Regions from separate parts of the Mus musculus genome. Here region 1 is linked to region 2. A link is a loop called in an ENCODE intact Hi-C map of the cell type or tissue named here. Cell type or tissue: heart. All regions are shown on one strand.

Evidence for each region. Hi-C counts contacts between places; a loop is a spot of excess contacts. Peaks named below come from ENCODE experiments on the same cell type or tissue, not always from the same donor. Only the 100,000 strongest peaks of a DNase experiment are listed, where the experiment ranks them.
Region 1: a loop joins it to region 2, with 8 times the contacts of the local background. A loop is called at or near these places in 5 of 42 quality-filtered maps.

Annotation. Positions count from the first base shown.
Region 1 is chr1:171,325,640-171,333,639 of GRCm38, reverse strand. It overlaps Dedd (death effector domain-containing), which reads right to left and starts at 4,495. Exons shown (of 6, transcript NM_001128609.1): 1 at 4,114-4,495; 2 at 2,355-2,387. It overlaps Gm20045 (a long non-coding RNA gene), which reads left to right and starts at 6,326. Exons shown (of 2, transcript XR_865726.1): 1 at 6,326-6,746. In heart, no CTCF peak of the experiment used is centred here; a DNase peak (open chromatin) is centred at 4,509; H3K4me3 peaks cover 3,485 bases; H3K27ac peaks cover 3,094 bases.
Region 2 is chr1:171,408,910-171,416,909 of GRCm38, reverse strand. It overlaps Arhgap30 (Rho GTPase activating protein 30), which reads right to left. Exons shown (of 12, transcript NM_001005508.2): 12 at 6,670-8,000. The coding sequence ends at 7,569. Usf1 (upstream transcription factor 1) reads right to left here and starts at 5,597. Exons shown (of 10, transcript NM_001305676.1): 1 at 5,470-5,597; 2 at 2,381-2,473; 3 at 1,356-1,405; 4 at 1,080-1,195; 5 at 674-775; 6 at 1-100. The coding sequence starts at 2,388. In heart, CTCF peaks have their summits at 4,693 and 5,713; DNase peaks (open chromatin) are centred at 4,739 and 5,589; H3K4me3 peaks cover 2,324 bases; H3K27ac peaks cover 2,054 bases; H3K27me3 peaks cover 468 bases.

The DNA.
Region 1 (8,000 bases), 83 kb after region 2:
AAGGCCTACAGTAGTTAAGGTTGAGGAATCGGATTTTAAGAGAACCATGATGAAGGCTCAAAAGGGTGCATGTCACTTTCCTTATTAGATCTACAGAAGGAAACTGTGAGGTGTCTTCACCCTGAAACAATTCAGTCTTATTCTAGAAGCAAAGGAGGGCCAGTCAGACATAGGCTCACTTAAGTCATGAATCCCACTATCGCAATCACCTCACCCCAGCAATGCATCCTCCATCACCTGCCGTTGCCATTCAGGTGAATAGCAGGTGGCAGACATACCCCCTCCTGTCCGTCCCTGGAGGTCTACTTTGACCCAGTTCAATCTGGAGTTTTGTGGGAATAAGAAAAATGCCAACTTCAAGACAAATACAAATGCTCTTCAGTGCCATTTATAAAATCCCAAAACAAGACTAGAGAGCAGGCCCTTCCTTGTTAGGTCTCTAATCAGACTTACACTAGCCAATGAAGCAAAACACAGAAGCAAGCATTTCCCAAGGCACGTCTCCCAGAATAATGTCAAGAGGCGGGCACGCAGGCTGATAGGCAGCTCTCCCCACTTAATTATCATCCAGGATTGTGAGCTAACTCAGCAACCCAGCCAGGGTGTCTAAGAATCTAGCTTCAGGATGAAAAGAACATCACCAACTTTCTCTTAAAGTGAATTTATACTCAGCTTTCAGTGGCCAGGGAGCCCAGCCTAGACACACACTCCTAGATGAAAGATACCAGAACACCCTCCTCCAAGCAGATGAACAAGAACACATGTGTTGGTCATCTCAAATACTGCTAAATATCAAGAAGCAAGAGCCACAGTAGGCAGGGAAGGGTGGTGCACTCTCTTCAATCCCAGCACTTGGTAGGCATAGGCAGGTGGATCTCTGCGTTCAAAGCCGACCTGGTCTCCACAGTGAGACCCTACAAACCAAACCAAACCCTCCACAGCTATAAACAAATACACTGACCCACTGGATGTCCTTGCTGTAGTTCAAATACTAAAGTGCACTTTTTTTTTGTACTAGGGACCCAACATAGGGGCCTTGGGTTTAAGTGGGTAAGTGTTCCACCACGGAGCTACATCCCTAGCACAGAAAAATTCTAGATTCTGATCAATTACTGTATTTCCTGGAGGTGTAGTTCATTTTCCTTTAGTGAGGTCTGAAGTAGTAAGAGCCAACAAGAGTCTGTATGTACCTAGACAGTTTCCTCCTGATAGGTTACTCTCTACTGCGTTTCTGTGCCTACGCAGTCTAGATCCTCCCATCCAGAAATGACAATCCTAACTTGTTTTGTTTTGTTTTTTGTTTTTTCAAGACAGGGTTTCTAACTTTTTAAAGTACTTTGACTTACGGAAGCAAAGGATGTGTAAAAGAATTATCTTTAAATGAAACTGGCAGTCTAGCTTTTAAGAGGAATTACATCTATATTTTTACAAGAAAAAAGAAATACTTGACTCTCTCAGAAGCCCTTACCAGAAAGTCATGTGGAAGAACTTAAAAAAAAAAAAAATGACAACAGCCAGGTATAGTGGCATCCCTTTCATCCCCACAGTTGGGCAGCAGAGGCAGATGGATCTCTGAGTCTGAGGCCAGCCTGGTCTACATAGCAAACTATAGGCTAGCCAGGACTACAAAGTGAGATCCTGTCTTACAGAAAGGACGGACAGCTTGAACTTTGAAGCAAAAACTACCTGGGCAATCCTGAAGAGAGCTAAGGGCTCATGAAGCTCTGCCTTGCTGGCGGGACCAGGAAAGTGTAACCAAATATATTTGGAGGGCAGAATTACACAGTATGTTTTCAAAAAATCCCAAGAAGCGGGGCAGTGGTGGCGCACGCCTTTAATCCCAGCACTCGGGAGGCAGAGGCAGGCAGATTTCTGAGTTTGAGGCCAGCCTGATCTACAGAGTGAGTTCCAGGACAGCCAGAGCTACACAGAGAAACCCTGTCTTGAACCCCCCTCCCACCCAAAAAAAAAAGAAACCAAGAACTCTGAACTGCTGGGAGAGACAGTGAACTAGGGAGGGGGAGCCTTCTCACTGAAGTACCTCAGCCTCCGTCACCTTCCTGGAGAAATATCTCATACATAATGTACAAGAGCACAGCTTTCCATATGTTAAATGTTTCACTCAGAGCTGACCAGAAGGGTAGACAAAAACAAACCAAAGCTGGGACCTCGTCCCAGGACACTTAATACCCCCTTTCCCTCTGCCTATCTCTCCAGTTACCTGAGCAACGAACTCAGAGAGCGTGAACTCCTTTGCCCTAGCATCTACCTCCTTAAGCAGGTTCTACCCCAGTGCATCATACCGTTTCCATTCCATCCCATTGTGTGCAAACAAGAAAAAGTTCCAGACTTACCTTTGCAAGAAACTTAAATCCCCAGGGCTCTTCCTAGCACAAGTTTCAAAGCCAGCACAAAAACAAAAACAAAAACAAATAAGGGGGGGGGTAAAAGAGCAAAATTTCAAGCTTTATTTTGAAACTTCAAAGGTCCACAGTTAGTCAAGTGTCAGTGCCAAAAAAAAAAAAAAAAGTCATCTAAGCCTAAAGTCATTTCATTGGCTGAACTATTCCAAATTACAGAGAACTCAAACTGACCAAATCCACAATATCGTATCAGCCCCTCAAAATTTCTAGTCTCAATGGCTCATAGCAAGAAAGGTTCCAAGTCAACACTTCTGGGAATGAACCATCACCCTGATACTGTCTCGCCTTCCTCAATACCTTATTCCGTCTAGTTTCTTACAACATGAGTGGTAGGGGGACTGGAAGGGGGAAAGTTACAGCCAAAGACAGCTCTTCCTTCCCATCAGGTCACTCACGAGGCCAGACTCAAACTTCACCTCTTCCCTCAGCACACAATGAAAACAAAATGACCACTAAAGCAACATCCACTCACGTCTACACTCCGGTAGGAAACGGTGGTTTTGTTTTGTTTTGTTTTTGTTTTTTTTCCTAAATACGCATATTGACACCTCCTCCCCCTCCTACAACTTGAGGGTCAGTAAAGGTAAGCATATTTAATTAGCCTGTTACCTAGAGGCCAGTCTGTCTCTTCTATTTCCTCCTCAGGCTTCCAGAGCCTCCACCTTGGTATATAAGGCTCCAGAAAAGTCTCTTTCCCTATTCTTGTAATGCTAATTGCAAGAAAAGAAAAAAAGAAACCTAGGAAAGAGCTTTACTAATCTCCCTATTTGTAACCAGGAAAAACAAGGAAGCAAGCGGGTGTTTTGGAAAGCAAATCCGGTTGAACCCTCATTCAACCCCAATTCTCCAAACCCACATGACCATTCCTTTCTGCCCTTCCCACCCTATTAAAAGCTAAGCGCCTGGCAATTAAAATTGGCTGCAACTGATACTGCTTAACTCTGCTGCCCTTCCACAGGGGGGAAAGGGAAACCCCCAAACCCTCTATCACCCGTGCAGCTCCACTGCCCTATCTTCCCCCCTTCCTTTCAAACTTTCCTCCGGGTCTCTCACTTTCTACGTTACCCCGGCACATCGCCACTCTCTCCATCCGCCAAGCCCCGCTTCTCTTCTCCTCTTCCACCCCAATTCTCCCCTTAGGCCCTTCCGCTTCCAATTTGAACACTTTGAAAAACCTCCCTCCGGCACACGTCTCAAGTCCAATCCAACCCCCCCCCCCAACCCCCGCCACCTCCCACGTCCTCACCACGGCGCTCACGGGAGTCCAGCCCTCCCTGCAGCCACATGCCACCAGCCCCCGTCCCCTCCACACCCTCAACCTCTCCCTCCGGCTCCTACCCCTTCCCCAGCGCTGGCTCGCAGCCCCGCTCCCCACCTCGGCCTCTTTACTGCCCCTGGCCTGGGCCAGCCTGGGCCCTTGTTTACGCCCCTCCCCAGGCTCGCACTCCTGCGCCCCGACCCCTGCCCTCTCCCACAGTTGCCATCTCCCCTGCACGCCCCCCTCGGCCGCTCCCCTTCCCCCACCTCGCAGCGTCCCGTCACCTCCCTCTCCGGAGGTTCTCCGGGCTGGACGTCGCCACCGCCTCCCCCTTCCACTTTCCTTCCCCAAGCCCTTGGCGGCCCCGCCCGGCCCCGCCCCGTCCCACTCGACTCCCCCTCCCCACGCCGGCCGGCCGCCCCGCCGCCTCACTCTCGGCTCAGCCTCGGCGCCGCCATGTTGGATCCATCCGCGCCGCTCTCCGGGGCCTGCGCCTCACGGAGCCGCATCCGGGCTCCAGCCGCCGCCGCCTCCGCCGCCGCCGCCGCCGCCGCGGGCGTGGGGGAGGGGAGGGCCGGGCGGGGGTGGCTGCATCCTGCACAGCGCCTCCCGGAACCTGGCCGGTTAGTGTCGGCTTCGAGACCATAACGAGGCATGAGCGGAGGAGCCATACTAGGTGAGGGCAGCCTGGCAGCGGCATTAAGCGGGGAGTGGGTAGCTTCACGTCGGCAAGAGAGGCTGGAGACTGGCAGCCATCTTGCTTAGGGGCAAGCTGGCAACGCAGGGTTCTCCTAACGGCGGCGGCGGGGAGGTTCTAAGAAGCGGAGAGAGAACGTATTTGAAGGTGGAAGCCTTGGTGGCGCCCGAGCTGGCTGGTATCGGGCTCGAAGGCCCTCGGGAGAGAGGGGCTGGCAGCCATGATACGTAAGGGCGGAATCGGCCGGGGGTCGGACTGCCCGGTGAACTGAGGTGAAAGGTCACGATCTGGAGTTCACCTTTGCCTTGAACTTCCTGTCACTCTGACGTTCTGAAACCCGAACCTCGCAGCCGCGCTTCTCACCCTCTCTCGGAATTCATCCCTTCAGTGTTTTCCTTTTGAGCTCCCATTTTCCTATGGAAAAGTCGCCTCAGCTGACGGGTGAAGGACGGCTGAGAATTGAATTGGGGGTGGGATGGGCTCGAGTATGTTCTGGAGCTGCCGAGAGCCTGCTGTGGCTAAAGGAAGAGGTAATACAAAGGGCTTTGAGATAGGGAGCTATGACTCAAGACCTTGCAAATTTATTTTATCCTAAGGGCAGTCGAAGAGGCTTTGAAGGGTCTAAACAGAGGTGTGAACAGTTAGTTATATTTGTATTGTAGAGAGATCACAGCTTGCCAGCTCTGGGCATGTTAGTGCCAGCCTGAAGCCTGAGGCAGGAGGATTACTTGAGCCCTGGAGATGGAGACCAATTTGGACTTAATTTAAGCGAAGAAGACCGCAAGGATGTTAGAGCACTGTAGAAGAATGCGTTCTTAGCACGGTTAGGCCTGACGTTCGGTCCCTGGGGAGTGGAGCTGGGTAGGGAGAGAGATCAATTATGAAGCTAAAGAAGAGACAGTGGCGATGTGTAGGTAGGAAGGCATGTGTTGGATAAGGAAATATGAGTGTCCTGACTTGAATAACTGGGTTACGTTATTTTTAGTTTCAAGAGATCTGCGGGATATCTTTTAGGCAAGTATATATGAATTAGTGTGGTTTGAAACCAAGAAAGTTGAAAGTGTGCTTGCGCATGTCTGGATATTCTTGGAGCCATAAGAGAGAAAAATGGCCTAAAGAGGAGGATGTGTGCATTCGAGGAGTGAGATGAGGGAAGGAAGCAGAAAATAGGACAGCGAGGAGGCACAGACAGGAAGCCAGACAGAGAAAAGTATCAAGGAAACTTGTTACAAGTATCAAGAGTAAGCGATTAGGTAAGATGTGGACTAAAATGTGTGGTTCGGAATGTGGAAGAAATGAAGGTCACTAGGTAAACTTGGAGAAAGTTGTTACATAGAGGTATAGGGTAACAACCAGATCCAAGTGGAAAGATACAATGTGTAAAAAGTTTTGTGGCTACTCACACTAAGGTTTGTAATCCCAGTTTTCAAGAAGCGGGAGGATGGGATTTGAGGCAAAACTGGACCTATTTAATGAGCAACAGACCAGCCAGACCCAGTAGTAAAAAGGCAAAAGTAAAAAGCCCTTTTCTCAGTGTTTATTGGGGGGAGGGGGAGAAGTGGGGGAGCTGTCAGTAAGTTGTCGTGTGGAGGAGAATTTAAAAGAAAAAGGAAGGTTTTCACCAGTTTGTAGTAGTGCATACCTTTAATTCCAGAGGCAGAAACAGGCAGATCTCTGAGTCAAGGCCAGCCTGGTCTACAGAGTGAGTTCCAGGACAGCCAGGGCTACACAGAGAAACCCTGCCTCAAACAAGAGGGAAGAAGGAAAGAGGAAAGGAAAAGAATGAATTTGAGGTAACGTGATCCTCCCAGGTGACTGGGCTGTACATTAGCAAGACCTTTGTCAGTAGCTTATCCAAGATAGAATGACTGATAACAAGAAAACTGACATGCAGGCTGGGGGGAAATGCTCAGAGCTACACAGAAAACCTGGTTTAGGGGGCAGAGGGGTTGTTTCTTGTTTTTTAAAAACCGTAATGTTGTAGTGAAAGAGAATACTCATGGCGATTACAGTAGGAGAGACCTTTGTCTCGAAAAAAAAAATCCGTATAGAGGATTTTTGTTGTTGTTGTTGTTGTTTGGTTTGATTTTTTTTTGCTTTTGTTTTTTGAGACAACAACCAGGTCGTGATCCACCTGCCTCAGCCTCCTGAGTTCTGGGATTAAAGGCATGTGCCACTGTGTGTGTGTGTGTGTGTGTGTGTGTGTGTGTGTGTGTGTGTGTGTGTGTGTGTGTGTGTGTTTGTGTGTGTGTATTTCTGTCTTAAGAGGAACTGAAGGGCCGGGTATGGTGGCGCATGCCTTTAATCCCAGCACTTGGGAGGCAGAGGCATGTGGATCTCTGAGTTCAAGGCCAGCCTGGTCTACAGAGTGAGTTCCAGGACAGCCAGGGCTATACAGAGAAACCCTGTCTCGAAAAACCAAAAAAAAAAAAAAAGAGGAACTGAAGGGATGGCTCAGCAGTTGAGAGACTGAATTCTAGAACACTTTGGACATCAGTTCCAGTTTCAGAGGATCTGGCACTCTCCTAAGGGCCCCCGCATACATGTACACATACAAACATGCACATAAATATTTTTAAATCTAAAAGTGATCTAGCTAGGTCACTTCTGATCTCTGAAGGAATCAAACATAGTAGGGAGATCCCTCTGCATCCATGTTCATTTGTTGTAGCACTAGTCACAATATTTATGTTTTGGACTTTGCCTAATGCCCATCAACAGGTGAAGGGCTAACAGGAATGGGATTTTATTCCGTCAAAAAAAATGCAATCCTCTTGTTTGCAGGAAGATGAGTGGCACTGGAGAGTATTGTGTTTTGTAAAAGTCAGATTCAAACAAATATTTGAATATAATGTAGATTTGAATATAAATACGGCATGACGGTAGAACTTTGGTGTACAAGAGAGGAGGAGGAGGGATGAGGAGAAAACGGCCGTGAGCAAAGTACACAGTGTGCTTGTGTGACGATGTCTTGGTAAAACCCATCTTTTTTCTTTTTCAAATGTACTCAGAAACTCTGTAACCTTAACTGTCCTATAATCCGCAGCCTGGCCTTGAACTAAAAAGATCAGCCTGCCTTTGCTTATACAGTGCTGGGATTAAAGCTGTGAGGCACCACAACCAGCAGAAACCCATTAGTTTATATGATGAACGTGGCTCACACACACTCCAGAGCCATAGTCACTCATGTATGCTTCTAGAACTAAGTGTCTCTATCCTTCTCTCCAACAGTAAGTGTACCAGTTTTCAAGAGGGTTTTTCCTCACTGACACTCTTCTGTCCCCATGGGGAAGACTTTGCCTACTCTAGTTGTTTCAATTTTTTAAAATTATTTTTGGTTCATGTATCTAGCAAATATAAAGTGTTTGCCTGCATTTGTGTATGTGTGCCCCATGTGTGCCTGGAGCCTGCAGAGACGAGGTGTTAGATTCCCCGACACTGGAGTTGCAGAAGGTCATGCTGCTACAGTAGTGAAATGACCTTTAACACCTTTAATCCAAGCACTCCAGAGGCAGAGGCAGGCTGAAGCCAGTCAGGGACACTGTGAGACCTTGTCTCAAGGATGCTAGCAGCTGTCAGTAACAAAGATCTAAGGGCTTTAAAGATGACTGTGGACAGAGGT
Region 2 (8,000 bases):
CTCCCACTGCGGTGCTGGGGAAATATGTATAATGTGTCTCAGCAGCTGCTCCCTCCGTGTCAACGGCATCGTCACTGGTGAAAGCTCCCTGGATCACTGCCTGAGGAGGGAAATGAGAGCGGGCGGGGTCCAGTCAGTCGGGGACTCATTCCCACTCTATCGCCCTTCAAGGCTCTATCCCTTAGCAGAACACCATGTGGTCAAAGATAGCTACGAACGCAACCCAACCCATAACTGAAGTTTCTTAAAATGAGGTGCTTTTTTTTTTAAATTCAAGTGTGTGTATTTAAGATTTATTTTTATGTGTATGAGTATTTTTCTTGAATGTATGTATATGGTATGGGGGGGGGGCGCCTATGGAGGTCAGAGAAGGACACTTGATCCCCTGAAACCAGATGGTTACAAGCCACTGTGCAGTTGTTGGGAACTGAACTCAGGTCCTCTGTAAGAGCAAGAAGTGCTCTTAAGTGCTGAGCCACCTTTCCAGCTCCACGTTAGGATGACAGGGTAATAATGTCTCAATGACAGAAGGTTGAACACATCTGGACCTGGTGCTTTGGGTTAAAGTGGCCTGAGATGCACCCCACTGTCCCCAATTCTACCCCTCCTTCCTGCTGGCTCCCCAGTTATTGCTAAAAACTCTTTAGTCCTCTCACAGTCTCTCCCCCAGTACCTGGGTCATAGACTGAGTGGCAGGGTAACCACTGATGGCGCCAGAGCCCTCTGTCTGGCCATCCAGCTGCCCCTCTGACACCTGGATCACCCTGTACATCACCTGGAAGCAGGGAAGAGAAGAGTAAGTGTCTAGAATCATAGACCCTCTCAGAATAGCCTCTGGTATTTGTACATGTTAAGTCCCACGAGTCTTTCAGAGAGACTCAGCAACTGTCCCTTGTCCCCTCCGCCCCGACCCCCAGGCTTTAGCATATCCAGCCCCACATCAATCTCAAAGCGTCCAATTATCACCCCAATAGTACACAGCTACTCCTCCAAGCCACAGCTCCCCAAAACATGCTCATGCCCCTCCCTTAACCCCAAACCCCAGGCGGCATCTGCAGCCACCTGGCCCCCTCCCTTACCTGGCCCCCATTCTCAGTTCGGAAGACGTACTTGACGTTGGGGTCAGGAAAAGTGGCAGCTGACTGGATGCTGGCGATAGCTACACTAGTTGGGTCCTCTCCAGTAGCCACTGCGCCTAGATTAAGAGGCAAAGAAAGATCTAGAAGTTAACTGCCTTCCTCCCTGTTCTACTTGCATGGCACTTAAAAGACACACGGTATGTAGGAAGGAGATGGACCATCATCTGAAGAGAGGGAGGGGAGGATGAGCCATAAGTCTTGACTGTCAACATTCACCTTCCTGAATCTGCACTGTTCCCTCTTCGGTTTCAGCTGTTTTCTGCTGCCTATTGGTGGTGAAACAAAAAAACAAGAAACAAATGGAAGATGTGAGACATTCACTGACCTCGTAACATGGTTCCCAAACTCACTGGCATCCACAACAGATGTTAGGCTAGGTTAGACCATGACAGTATTACTGCTGGCTCATGGTGGCACATTCCTTTAAACCTGGCACTCAGGAGACAGGCAGGTGGATCTCTGTGAGTTTGAAGCCAGCCTGGTCTACAGAGTGAGCTCCAGGGCAGCCAGGACTACGATATACCCAGGACTATGTAAATATTATTTTGTCTCAAAAAAATAAAACAAAATAAATTTAAAAAGTAATAACTAAGTATCTACCATGTACATAGACACCAAGCTATAAGCACTTTTTTTGTTTGTTGGTTGGTTGGTTTTATTTTGTTTTTCAAGAAAGTGTTAGGGCTGGCGAGATGGCTCAGTGGTTAAGAGCGCTGACTGCTCTTCCAAAGGTCCCGAGTTCAAATGCCATCAAACATATGGTGGCTCACAACTATCTGTAACGAAATCTGATGCCCTCTTCTGAAGTGTCTGAAGACAGCTACAGTGTACTTACATATAATAAACAAGCAAACAAACAAAACAAAAAAAGGACCATTTCTACATCTTAAAAAAAAAAGAAGAAGAAAGAAAGAGTTTTTTTCTGGGTAGCTCTGGCAGTCCTGGAACTTGTTGTGTGGAGCAGGCTAACCTTGGATTCAGAGATAAGACTGCCTCTGCCTCCTGAGTGCTGAGATTAAAGGCATCCACCCCACCCCCCACCCCAGCACACCATCTTGATGCTAATAACAGTGACTAGCACCACAGTTTTATAGATAGAGAAACTAAATCACAGAGCTGGTAAGTGTTGGAGCTGGGTACCTGAACCCAGATCTCCCGAATCCAATGTTCTTAGTCATTCTGCATTAATTCTGCATTCTCCAGGCCATCCCTCCTCTGCCCAGACATCCCTCTTCACTTACCCCTTCATCTCTCTGTGAGGGGGCTCATCCGAGGCGCCGGTCTTTTTTCGGAGGACTTTGTATCTCCCAACTCAAAGGCCTGAATGCTAAGTCCTGGTGGAAACCACAGAGTTTGCAGTGAGGCCAGGCAACTGAACAGCTTTCCAGGTTCTAGAACCTAGGTTCCAAGAAGACACAGCCAGGAAGATAAACCAAGCATCCGCAAAGGACAGTCAACTCCCCCAATTCTGATGGCAAGGGCTAGTCTGCAGTGACTGAAGAAGCAACTCTTCACGGGACATGGAGGCTCACTCCTGGGAGCCTAACACTCAGGGGAAGGAGACAGGAACGGTGCGAGTTTGAGGAGAAAAAGGACCAAGTGTGCTTGCTCATGCCCGTAATACCAATACTTAGGAGTTCAAGGCCATCCTGGGGTGCAAAGCTAGTGTCACGCTAGGCTGGGCTACAAGAACTTGTCTCAAAATAAAATAAAACAAAACTGGGAGATTGGCTCAAACAGCACTCGCAATGGAAGTCTCACTCGGAATGAAGGTAACACCCGAGTCCTAAAACCTATAGAAGAGAGGAATGCAGCATTGAGAGCATGTGTAATCACAGGGCGCCTGATGGAGAGCTGGAGATGAGAGAATCTCTACAAGCGGGGCGCCAGCCACTGTCTCCAGCAACGTGGAAAGACAACAACTGACCCCCTACGGCTCTCCTCTGACCAAAAGAAAAGCTAGGAGGGCTCAGCAGGCAGGGCGTGGTGGCAATGCCTGATTCAAGCACTTGGGAGCCAGGCACGTGGATCTCTGAGTTCAAGGCCAGCCATGGCTACAGAGTTCCAGGATGACCAGGGCAACCTAGAGAATCCATATCTCAAAAAACAAAACAAAAAAAACAACCTCCTCCCCTCAAAGAGGCAAAAACTAACTTGTGAAAGCTGTTTATCACAGCGTCCAGCCCACCACACACATGCATGTGCACACACACACACCAAAACTTTTCTCTCTTCCTTCCTTCCCCCCCAACCCCGCTTCTCTCTTTCTGAGACAGGGTTTCTCTTGTAGCCCTGGCCGTCCTGGAACTCACTCTGTAGGCCAGGCTGGCCTCTGAACTCTCAGAGATCCTGCCTGCTTCTGCCTATCTAGTGCTAGGATTAAAGGCATGGGTCGCCACCACCCAGCTGCTCCTCCATTTTCATTCCAACTCCTGGGGGGAGGAGTAGACTGTGAAACAATGTCTGGGGTGCATGGCTGAGGCTATTGTGGATTGTTACTAAAGCTATTATACTCTATGTCAGCAGCTTCACAGGAAAAGCTAGAGCAAAGTTTAGACCACCACTATCAAAACCAGTAACTAATAACCCCCCCACCCACACACTCCCTCACACACTCCCTGATTCTTCTTCCAGCTTCTCCAACACAAACTGTACGAAAAGAAATCTGAAGCTGGGAGGTGGTGATGCCAGCCTTTGATCCCAGCACTAAGAAGGCAGAGGCAGGCAGATCTCTGAGTTCAATGCCAGCTTGGTCTACAGAGTGAGTTCCAGGACAGCCAAGGTTATGTATAGAGAGGTCCTGTTTCAAAATCAAATAAGAATAACAAAAAACAAATTCCAGTCCTCAAATCTAAGAAGAGGAAAACTGAAACCTTTTTTGCTATTGGGAAACCATCACTAAGCATAAAACCCAGGTTTGGCTCTTGGATACTACTCCGCTGTCGGGGCTCTTGTTTTGAGAGAGTCCAGATTTACAGCATCTGTTACAAACACCAGTGCCCAAGTGCATCATGTTCAAGGCTTCTTTATTTTATCCAGCAAGGCTTCCTGTAGAGCAACATAGTTGCTAAAATGTTGCCATGACAACTCCAAATCAACTAAGCCTCAGGAGGAGGGGGGGAAAGAAAACCTCCAGGCTCAGGGTTCTGCAGGAGAAAAGACAAAGGGGGAGGAATCCATCTACAATGTTCCTGCCTTAGGACTTTTGACAACCAGCCAGAGAACGGGAAAAAACAAAGAACTGTACAGACAGATGCCACCAGAAAGAAACAGCTGCATAGGACAAAGCAATAAAATAATCTCAACAAGAAAGGACAAGATTTTTTTTAAACACTCTACCCGCAAGATCTTCCAAACCTTTCTAATCAAAGAAAAACCTTAGTTTAGCGGATAATGCGCCTCGGAAAGACCGTGTGCAAAGAAGAACGTTAACAACAATAACAAAAGGGAACTGAAAGTGAAACTGTCCGTAGAAAGTAAGGCTGCAAAGGGAGGCAGCGTCCGGATGTACGGACCACCTAGGGGGTCTCCATCCTCAAACAGGAGGAAGAGCTCCTCCTGAAGCTCCTGGCACGGCCTGCAGGAGGAGGCTATGAAAGAGACTGCAAGGCGCACGAGACAACCGTATAGCCAACAGCTGTCAGCGCAACTTCTGAGGCTACCCAGAAACGGCGGTAGGCTCCTTACTCAAACCTTGGTTGTATATCCGGAAGCATCCTGAGCATTAATAATACGTGATACGGAAATCAGCCTAGGATTTTGTGGTTTTGCATGCTCAAAAGGAGAGCCCAGCAAACGTCCTCACCAAGCACAGACGCAAAGGCAGAAATTTAAAAAACAAAACACCCCCCACCACCACCCACACACAAAAACCAGATCAAGTTCCCAAAGACTTCAAGCGCCCGGACCTTGCCCGAGAACGACGCGTCTCCCTGCAGGCCCACCGACTAGTAGTAGGCGCTTGGGGACCTGAGTACCCGGCAGGCGCGAGCCCCGCAGCCCGCGCGGTGACCCCGCCGGTCCCAGCCCAGCTCGCCTGCGCCCCAGCTGCTCCGCGGAGGAGAGACGGGGAAAGGACGCCGGGGACCTTCCCGGGCCTGCGGCTCGAAGCTGGATACCCACCGCAGGCGGCTGGGACGTGTGCACACCGGGGCGGGGAGCGAGCTCGGCCCACAAAGCAGGAGAGAAAGAGCCGGGCACGGCCCCCTCCCCCAAAACAAAGGCTCCGTGCCCAGGCGTGGCCTGGCCTGGGAAACGCCAGCCAAAGCAAAGGTGCCCCGCCATGCCGATCCACCGGCGTCCGGACTCCGGCCGGCTCCGACGCACTCACCGGGCCAGGCCGCTTCAGTCGCCGATTTCCCCCGGCAGCCTTCTCCGTCTTTGGATCTAGGTCTCTCCATAGACAGCTGCTCATGCGCAGTCCCAGCCTGCGGCCATGTTGGTGAGGGGCGGAAGTGTGCCCTCGACCCGCCCAGCCGACGGACGGCCCCCCGAGCTGCCACACTTCCGCTCGCTTCAAATCTGATGCCCGCTAGAGCGGATGTGGGTACGTGAGTGGTCGCAGGCTCTGAAGGGAAACAGACGGTATCCTTGGGGACCTCGCTAGAGGCCTTTGTTTTCAGTAAGAACCAGGAAAAAAAAAACCCGACTAAATTGTACTTCCATCCTTGTGGTAGGCGGAGCCCTTTTACTTCCAGTAAAAGGAAGTAGAGGGTGGAACGGCAATCTTAGGCGCCATCTTTCATAAGGGCAATGTGGGACGCCATCTTGGATCAGGGCATCACTTTGAGGGGGTTCCAAGTGGACTTTGGGACATTTCTGAGTGTACGTGGATCTGGGTATATACCTTTGTATTAACGTCAGCAATACTCCAAAGACCTCATAGCTTTTCCTCAGGCTCTTAAATACGTGTGGGGACGAGTTTGATTACCATTTTCTTCATTCTGGGTGTACCCAGAGTGATTTTGGAATAGTGAAGTATAATAGCAATAGCTAGAATTCAGATTCTGAAGCCATTCAGACTCTGAACTGACACTTTTTTTTTTTTTTTTTTTTTTTTGCGATAGGGTATTTCTATGTAGTCCTACATAAACTATGCTGGACTCGAATACACATAGATCTCTCCACTCCCAAGTGCTAGGATTAAAGACAGCCACCACACCTAGAAACTAACACTTCTTAACTCTGAGGTTTTTGATGGGCATTTTTACTTAACTACAGCTCAATTTCTTTGTAAAACGGAAATACCAATACCAACTTCACATCAAGTGGATTAAATAAATTCAAGAGCAAAGTTTTTATGCACACAAATCTGGCCCAATTCCTGGCATTAGATGAACATTATGTAAATACAGGTTTCTCTTCCTCATTTCTTGACCACCATGAACCCAGTTCTACTTTCTAGCTACAGTTTCCCATGACAACTGAGGAAGAATATCTAAATAAGAAAAAACAAGATATATACATTTTGGCAACTTTGGAATGTGATACCATTCACCCAAAACTTTAATAAGACAAAGTACATACACTGTTTAAATGTTAAAAAAAAAATTCAGCTTTTATTATCAAATACCCACCATTGCTAAATGGTGGCCTGTAGCCCCAGCCTGTGCAGAGACAGTGCTAGAGCCAAATTGAGTGACATTCCCTCTACTTTTCTTTTCCTTTTTCTTTTCTTTCTTTATTTATTTTATGTATATGAATGAGTACACCATTGCTCTCTTCAGACTCACCCGTAGAAGGCATCAAATTCCGTTACAGATGGTTGTGAGCCATCATGTGATTGCTAGGAATTGAACTCAGGACCTCTGGAAGAACAGTAGGTGCTCTTAACCTCTGAGCTATCTCTTCAGCCCAACATTCCCTTTTCCTAAAATGGGAGGACCTCTTCTGCAAAATAATTGAAGGTAGAGGATGCCACCCATTTCCTTCAGCAAACACTGAGGACTTTAAAGAGCTTCTTGGATGTTTCTCCTACTCTGAAACTAAAGAGGGTCAGAAGACAGCCAAAAATCTAGGAACAAATCAGGGGTGAGCTATTCTATATCTGGTCCTATATCTCCCACATCTACAGTAGGCTTCTGTGAAGAGATATTCACAGCTCAGAATAGGGCAAAAGTTTGGCTGAAATTCCCCCACTGTATTTAAATTTAAGAAAAAAAAAAGCTTTTACCTACCCTATGTTTTTGTTAACTCCCTGGAAACAAGATTGTTCTATGTTTCTTAAGACTCTGCTAAGACATAAGTGGCTTTGTGTCTAACACAAACATAAGTAAATCCACCAAGTCTGTACCTCTCATGGTCAAAACAAGAAGCTGGAGGACCCAAGCCTATGGAATTAGACATCTCAGCTGCCGAGGCAGCAAAGACAGCTAGGCAAGTGCTCCAGAGATTGGTGATGATTTCTTGGTTCCTCTTGTCCTGTCCTAATCATACCCCTTCATCTTTCCCATGATTAGTCTGTGTTTCAAAAGCATATGTCTGGCGCTGAGGGGCCACAAGAGGGACAACAGGGTGAAGCTCTCTAGGGGGCAGACTAAGCCGACTCCTGGGCTCAGACCCCTCTGTGCCTTCAGGTGGGCGTTCCAAACAGCTAAGGGGCCGGGAAGAATGGGCAAGGATCATGCTACAAGGAGGGGTTCTGGAGCTGAGACTATAATCCCCACCTCCAGTACAGGTCTGGGTCCGCAGAACTCCCTGAGACTCGGTCCTCTGGCGTTCCCGGGCCAGGGCCACAGCAGCATCAAAAGAAAGACTGCCCCCATTCCTCCAGGAAGCTCGAGAACCCCAAGCTTTTTCTCCAGGAGTCCCATCAAGCCTACCAGGCCTTGGACATGGGCTTGCAGGTGCTACATGGATCTT